Linked DNA regions of Homo sapiens: region 1 is linked to region 2. The links are chromatin contacts, found by Hi-C or POLR2A ChIA-PET in ENCODE. All regions are on one chromosome and are shown on one strand. Each heading gives the region's core, a stretch centred on a gene start or an enhancer-like site at or near the end of the contact. The rest is flanking DNA. Distances are from core to core; before and after follow the strand shown.

Region 1 (3,661 bases), core at 57-2,556, 45 kb before region 2:
TGGTTTTGGCAAATCCAGGGTCAGTGTGACAGCCAGCAGGTGGACACACACAGCAGGGTGAGAGATGGCAGCGGCTCCCGGCGATGAGGAAGGTGGGGCTTCCCCAGCCAGGCGAATCCGCTGTGGTTCTTCATGCAGCATTCGCAGAGCAGTGTGCAGTGGGACTCGGGAAGATGGGGCGAGCCCTTGAACCCTATCCTCTCTCATCAACAGAACGGATGCTCTGCTCCTGAGACTGTCGCTGGTGGTTGGCAAAGAGGTGTTTTACACCGCCCTCTGGGGGAGCGTCCTGGCCAGCCCGTCCATCCGCCTCCCTGCCTCAGTCTTCGTGGTGGGCCACATCAACAGGGATGCCCCCGGCCGGGAGCAGAAGTACATGCTGGGGACCAATCACCAACTCACGGTGGGTGCTGTGTTCCTCACAGGGCATGGGGAGGAGGCGACATGTGGGCACAGCATCCTCATGGGCAGGTTGTCACTGAAGCTGCAAAGGGACATCCAGGAAAGGGAGGTGCACCAAGCTTAAGTCTGGGTAACGAACGGCTGAGCAAGGCGAGAAGGAGGCCTTGTGCAGTTGAGGCTGGTGGTGGCTTTTTTAACATATGCATTAAGGTTTTTTTTGTTTTTGTTTTTGTTTTGAGACGGAGTCTCGCTCTGTCGCCGAGGCTGGGGTGCAGTGGCACAACCTCGACTCACTGCAAGCTTCGCCTCCCGGGTTCAAGCAATTCTCCTCTCTCAGCCTCCCGAGTAGCTGGGATTACAGGCACCCACCACCATGCCCGGCTAATTTTTGTGTTTTTAGTAGAGATGGGGTTTCACCATGTTGGCCAGGATGGTCTCGAACTGCCTGCCTGGCGGGTGATCCACCCACCGCGGCCTCCCAAAGTGGCATTAAGATTCATACATTCAAATAAGTGTTCACACCCTCAGAGGTCCCTTCTGGAGGCCCCTGGCTTTGCAGAAATGTGCTTAGCTGCACACGGCGCTCAGACGGCCTCTGCACGCAGAGGGTCTGCTGCATTGGCGGGTCTTTGTTTCCTTCCTCTGTCCTGTGTCACGGGGGCCACTGCCCACTCACACATGGAAACCCCCTCCTCCCTTGGCGTCCTCCCCCTCCTCTCTTGTCTCCATTGGCTGCTCTCAAACCTAAATTATTGGGGTCCCCCAGGTATCCATCTCCAGGCCCTTCAAGGGAAGCTCTCTTCCCTGGTAACGACATCCCTTCTCGTGCCCTTAGAAATGGTAACCTCCCAGATCTTTGTCTCTTTTCCCCAAACCTGCCTCTTGTGCTTTTGTGTCTTGCTGTCTTTCGCCACCTGGTGGTGTTCCCACACTTTGATCTTAAAGTGTTCAGATTGAATTCGCAGGTGAGAAGATCTGCAGCTGAGTGTGAATTACCCTCTGGTTCCATTTCTCTTTGCAAAATGGGGGTTGTAGACCTGCTTCACAGGATCTCTCTGATGACAAGGTGGAAAAATGGATGAAAAGCGCCTCGCACAATGATCAGGACACAGGCGACCCCGATGAACACGTCCCTTTCCTGCCCCGTCAGTATCCCCTTTGTCTCTTTCTCTCCATCGTCTCAGCCCTGCTCTGGCTTCTTGTCTCTTACTCTTGGATCTGACTGGTTTCTTCCCATCCCAAATCTGCTAAGAGATTTGGGATGGGGAGAAAGCCTAGCTTTGCTCATATGTATCCTGTGCTTTAAAAATGTCTGACTTCCCGGCTGGGTGCGGTGACTCATGCCTGTAATCTCAGCACTTTGGGAGCCCTGAGGCAGGTGAATCACTTGAGGTCAGGAGGTCAAGAGCAGCCGGGCCAACATGATGAAACCCCACGTTTATTAAAAATACAAAAATTAGCCTGGGCGCAGTGGCTCATGCCTGTAATCTCAGCACTTTGGGAGGCCGAGGCGGGTGGATTACCTGAGGCCAGGAGTTCAAGACCACCCTGGCCAACATGGTGAAACCCCGTCTCTACTAAAAATACAAAAATGAGCTGGGTGTGGTGATGGGCGCCCGTAGTCCCAGCTACTCAGGAGGCTGAGACAAAGGAATCGCTTGAACCTGGGAGGCGGGGGTTGCAGTGAGCTAAGATTGCACCACTGCACTCCAGCCTGGGTGTCAAAGCGAGACTCTGTCTGAAAAACAAACAAAAAAAATTAGCAGAGCATGGTGGCGGGCACCTATAATCCCAGCTACTCAGCTGTCTGAGACACGAGAATCGCTTGAACGCCGGTGGCAGAGGTTGCAGTGAGTCAAGATCACACCACTGCACTCCAGCCTGAGTGACAGAGCAAGACCCTGTCTCAAAGAAAATAAAAAAATAAAAATATCTGACTTCCCATTGCCAACAGCTATAGTCCAAGCTCAAGAGCATTCTAACCATCTGCTCCCAGCCACAGCACCTCACTCTTCCCTGCAGGCCCTGCGCTCCCACACGACTGCCACAGGGCCTGGCCTCACAGTGCCTTTGCTCCCGGCTGTTCCCTTCTGTCCCCCTGGCTGTGCATTCCTGCCCTTCTTCGAGGTCTCAGTGTAGCTCCTTCCTGTTCTTCAAGCCCAGCTTTCCCGTGGAGCATCATTGTTCTCTGCAGTTGAAAGAGCTCTCCTCTTCTGAACTCTGAGCGTTTGTCTGTGGCTCTAATTTCTTATGCATCTCTAGTCTACCTATCTGTATTCAGAAAAGACACTCAGAATATCTACTGAATTGATCAGGAATTATTTTCCCATGTGTCTTCAGAGCTTTAGTTTAAGGTTCCTGTTGGATCCTTTCTGGGATCGTAGAATTTGAGATCATAGAACCCGGCCATCTGGTCCAAACCCCTCCGGCTCTCACGTGGAACAGTGAGGTCTGCAGCTGAACGTCTTCTCCGATGTCACGCAGCCTGTGGCCTCGAGAGCTAGAACCCACACCCTCCTGACCTGTGGCTGCTGGTTCTCTTCTGAGTGATATAACGCAGGAGTTTCAAGATTCCCGGGAAAGGTTACTTTCGTTTTTATGACCATAAAGAGTAGCCTGAAAATGCTAGTGCCGTTTGATCGTTTACAGGTGAAGTCTTTGCGTGCCTCCCTGTTGGACTCAAATGTTCTTGTGCAAAGAAATAATCTGGAAATCGTTCTGTTTTTCTTCCCATTTTATACCTGTCTGGTAAGTAATTTGTACTCTTCTGGTAAGTCACTGGTGTTTCCCAAGGGGTGGGATATAGATCTCAAGCAGTTCTGTCGTACGAGGACAGCTCAGCCACTCATGGGCATTATTTGCTGGTAGCCAGTGAAAAGTCCTTGTTCATTTTTGCAAGGATAGCGTTTTCATTGCACGTATTGAATAGCTTCTTTCCATGGGTAATGTGTAAGGAACCAGCCCATTTTGAGATAGAGCTTTGCAGACCAGCAAGGAAGGGCTGCGTGTCAAAAAGTCAGCAATCTGCCCTATCATTCCCTTGCAGTAAATTTCTCTGTCCTTCTAATAGGATTCCAATGAGAGAGCCATCCCCCTCCTCAGATCTGACATCGTGCGCATTCTCTCAGCCGCCACCCAGACCCTACTGAGAAGGGACATGTCCCTGAACAGAAGACTGTATGCATGGTTACTAGGTACTGAGCAGTATACACCCTTTTAAAGTCAAAGTTAATATGAAACCTTTTAGTGCTGACTTCTG
Region 2 (4,127 bases), core at 87-2,586:
AACGGCAAGTGCATCCCAGCTAACCCTTGTCGACTTGGTGTGTGCACTCAGCACCCTGCAGACTGACACGCTGCTGCACCTGGTGAAGGAGGTGGTGAAGAGGCCACCCCAAGTCAAAGGGGGTGATGAGGTGAGGAGCCTGGGGAAGCCTCTGGGCTTCTGCAGATTAGTGGGTGGCATTTGTCATAACTCTACTTCCTTATAAATCGTGTTTGGGAGGGAAGGATAGGTAACAAGAGCTAGTGGGAATGCTTGGGGTAGTGAAGTGGAGGTGCTGTTTGCTGTGCTTTGGGGGAGACCTATGAAGATCTGGTGCTTCTTTTTTAAGTTGGGAACTGCCTGAGGTCAGGGGCTCTCATTCCTTGTACCCTGCTGCTGAGGACACTGCCTGGTACATGGGTTAGCGCCTTCTGGGCACCAAGTGGAATAAAATCTTTAGAAAGAGGAAATGGCACCTGCCTCAAGGAGCTCGCAGCCATAAAGATGCCAAAGATAAACAAAACCAGACTCTAGTGAAAGATGGTAAAGACAGATGTGATTCAATAACCACTGCGGTAAGGGAAAGTGTTGGGTTCAGTTTAGATTTGTGTGGAGATGACTGGGAAAGGATGAGGGAGGAGGGAGGGGGAAGGAGCAGGAAGTTTAAGGAGAGTTGGAGAAGTAGAAAATTACAAAAGAGCAGGTGGGGAGGCTGCTCAGTCCATAGATGTGATTAGGCCATCTGGGTTTGCTAACTGGGGCTTATCCAAATGAGGCTCCTACCCTCCCACAGAGGCTGGGAGATCGAGACTCTGTCTTTCTTGATGATTCTGTTTCAAAGGGATGGCTCCCAGGTCCTTGAGAAACACATTCCTAGGTTGTGGGAGACACATACACATCTCAAAGGGACAGAGAAAGTATTTATCATTGTAAACTTAAAAGAAAATGCTCTAAGAAAGGGAGGTCAGGGGTCTCGCAGGAACAAACAGTAAATTATTTGGCAACCTTGAGCTTTCTCGGACAAGTGTTTGAAGAGGACTGGTGTCCCCATCCTAGGGATCCATGCTAGTGTTGTTTGGGGCTGTGGGGGTGGACAGAATCATTTGTCAAGCAGAGGGCTCAGAGGAGCCTAGCTAGAATCAGCTCAAGGAGAGAGTCTTTGTCAAGGGCAAATTAAAATTTGTGTAACTTTTTTTTTTTTTTTTTTTTGAGACACAGTTTCACTCTGTCACCCAGGCTGGAGTGCAGTGGTGCGATCTCAGCTCATTGCAACCTCCACCTCCTGGGCTCAAGTGATTCTTGTGCCTCAGCCTCCTGGGTAGCTGGGAGTACAGGTGCATGCTATCACTCCTGGCTAACTTTTGGTTTTGTTTTGTTTTGTTTAGTTTTTTCGAGATGAAGTCTCACTTTGTCGCCCAGGCTGGAGTACAGTGGTGCAATCTCAGCCCACTGCAACCCCGCCCCTGGGGTTCAAGTGATTCTTGTGTCTCAGCTTCCTGAGTAGCTGGGATTACAGGTGCGCACCACCAAGCCCGGCTAATTTTTGTATTTTTTTTTTTCTTTTAGTAGAGACGGGATTTTGCTATGTTGGCCAGACTGGTCTTGAACTCCACTTGCCTTGGCCTCCCGAAGTCCTGGGATTACAGGCGTGAGCCACCGTGCCCGGCCAAAATTTGCATAATTTTTTTTAAAACTTTTTTTTTTTTAAGACAGGATCTCACTGTCACCCAGGCTGCAGTGCAGTGGCACAATCACAGCTCACCATAGCCTCGACCTCCCCAGGCTCAAATGATCTTCCCAAATAGCTGAGACCACACATGCACACCACCACACCTGGCTAATTTTTATATTTTTTGTAGTGACGGGGTTTGCCACATTGCCCAGGCTGGTCTGGAACTCCTAGGCTCAAGCAATCCTCCTGCCTCGGCCTCCCAAAGTGCTGGGATTACGGGCGAGAGCCACCATGCCTGGCTGCATAATTTTTTATAAAGGTAGAAAATAAATGTCAGAGAACATAACTAATGATAGACACTCTGAGAAAGAGGAGATTTCATCTGGCTGCTGTGAAACAGAAACCTTCAGGGTGATGTCATTGAACCGAGAAGTTCCTTGTAATTTTTCTGCTCAATTTCATTACAGCAGCCTGGAGGGCCCATGTTGTCTAGAGAGCTTCTTCAATTATACACGGTGGATTTAAAACAGGGCAAGCTGTGTGGTTTAATATTTGCATTCCCTTAGAGTCTTCTATTTCTGTTTTTACCAAAGCAGTCTTCATCATTGAAAGCAGCAGAGCTGTTTTGCTCTTAATTAACTAATTTAATAAAAACCAGGGATTTATTTCAATCTTGAAATAATTGCCTTCTGTCGAACAGTTTAAAATCATACAGTTAGCAAAAATTTAAGAATAATCTAAATGAAAATTAGGGGGGCCGGGCATGGTGGCTCATGCCTGTAGTCCTAGCACTTTAGTCCAGGAGTTCGAGACCAGCCTGGGCAATGTAGGGAGACATCATCTCTACAGTAAATTTAAAAATTAGCTGGGTGTGGTAGTGCACACCTGTAGTCCCAGCCACTTGGGAGGCTGAGACAGGAGGATCAGTTGAGCACAGGAGTTCGAGGTTGCAGTGAGCTATGATTGAGCCACTGCACTCCAGCCTGGGTGACAGAGTGAGACCCTGTCCAAAAAAAAGAAAATTCGTGCAATGGAAAAAGTGATTATTAAAAAATATAGCTATACTTGAACAGGTGTTTGTGTACCGATGTTCATAGCAGCATTATTCACAGCAGCCAAAAGGTGGACGCAATCCCTGTGTGTCTCAGTGGGTGTGCGGATAACAAAGTGAGATCTGTGCGTGCAGCGCGTTAGTACTCAGCCTCGAGAGGAATGAAATTCTGACACGTGCTACACAACATGGATGTCAGATCCTCAACATGGATGAACCTTGAAGACATTAAGTTGAATGAAATAAGCCAGTCACAAGAGGACTAACACAGTTCTATATCTGGAAAAAAAAAAACAACTGTGTCCTCACTCAACAACATAACAATCAACACAGAAGACTTCTCTTACCCCAAATATGCGGGGAGTTCTCCCCACCAGCAAGCAAGCAATTGATTCCGCAGTGGACACCAGTTGGGTGTCCTCCAATTCAATTCCTACTCTATCTGCTTGGAGATAGTGTCAGATCCCACAGGGTGAGGGCTCAGTCCCCAAGAGCACCCTTCACTTCAGACACCAGTCACAAGTCTGGGCCTCTGGAACTTCTGACTGACTAGCTTCAAGTTGGGATTCCCACGAACCCCCTCTTTGGGTTCAGTTAATTTGTCAGAGCAGCTCCCAGAACTCCAGAAACACGTTTACTGGTTTATTATAAAGGCTACTACTGAGGATACAAATGAAGGGATGCGTAGGGCAAGGTATGGGGGAAGAGGTGCAGAGCTCCTGTGCCCTCCGTGGGCACAGAACCTTCATGTGCTCTGCTCTCTGGAAGCTCACCAAACCCAGTCCTCTTGGGCCTTTTATGGAAACTTCATTGGATGGGTATGACTAAAGCATGGACAACCGTGTCGAAGTGTGATTGGACAAAAAGAGTGTGATCTAATACTTAATACAGTGACTGGGGAAACCTAGCAGGGCCTGCCTGTTCAGATTCTTCTTGGCCTGTCTGCACAGCACTGCTTCCTCCAGGGTGTGGGACAGGACCCTCTCCAGAATGAGGGTCTTATGAACCGTAGTCAGATTAGAGTCCTGCCTTGGGGCAGGTCAAAGGAGGGCAGGAGTTATGAACCAAGAACTGCAGACAAACACGTAAAAACATAGGTTGATACGTAGATAGATGATAGATAGATAGATAGATAGATAGATAGATAGATAGATAGATAGAAGTAGTTAGGTAAATAGATAGATGTAGGTAGGTAGGTAGATGTAGGTAGGTAGGTAGAGAGATGGATGTAGGTAGGTAGGTAGGTAGATAGATGTAGGTAGGTAGGTAGATGTAGGTAGGTAGGTAGAGAGATGTAGGTAGGTAGGTAGGTAGATGTAGGGTAGGTATGTAGATAGATGTAGGTAGGTAGGTAGATGTAGATAGGTAGGTAGGTAGAGAGATAGATGTAGGTAGATGTAGTTAGGTAGGTAGGTAGATGTAGGT

The links. Hi-C counts contacts between places; a loop is a spot of excess contacts on that map. ChIA-PET counts read pairs that join two places held with the same protein, here RNA polymerase II (POLR2A). Pooled maps may share reads with other maps.
Region 1: a loop to region 2 is called in a pooled map, with 3 times the contacts of the local background. The contact joins two enhancer-like sites. A Hi-C loop is called at or near these places in 6 of 168 maps with a recorded cell type or tissue (DLD1, K562, astrocyte of the cerebellum and 3 more), 1 of 37 single-sample maps with no recorded cell type and 4 of 50 pooled maps. POLR2A ChIA-PET finds 5 or more read pairs at or near these places in 10 of 52 experiments (AG04449, AG04450, GM10248 and 7 more).

The regions. Positions count from the first base shown.
Region 1 is chr21:36,208,502-36,212,162 of GRCh38, forward strand. It overlaps DOP1B (DOP1 leucine zipper like protein B), which reads left to right. Exons shown (of 37, transcript NM_001320714.2): 5 at 214-403; 6 at 3,052-3,150; 7 at 3,473-3,596. Among named protein-coding and RNA genes, the nearest start is that of DOP1B, 54 kb to the left of the region's middle. RefSeq lists a silencer at 1,170-1,464 and an enhancer at 2,069-3,003. Within about 2 kb of position 1,307, at least 6 of the 41 ENCODE cell types and tissues checked have a DNase peak (open chromatin) inside an H3K27ac peak, as active enhancers do.
Region 2 is chr21:36,253,780-36,257,906 of GRCh38, forward strand. DOP1B (DOP1 leucine zipper like protein B) reads left to right here. Exons shown (of 37, transcript NM_001320714.2): 23 at 1-130. Among named protein-coding and RNA genes, the nearest start is that of MORC3, 64 kb to the right of the region's middle. RefSeq lists enhancers at 272-371, 2,142-2,191. Within about 2 kb of position 1,337, at least 3 of the 41 ENCODE cell types and tissues checked have a DNase peak (open chromatin) inside an H3K27ac peak, as active enhancers do.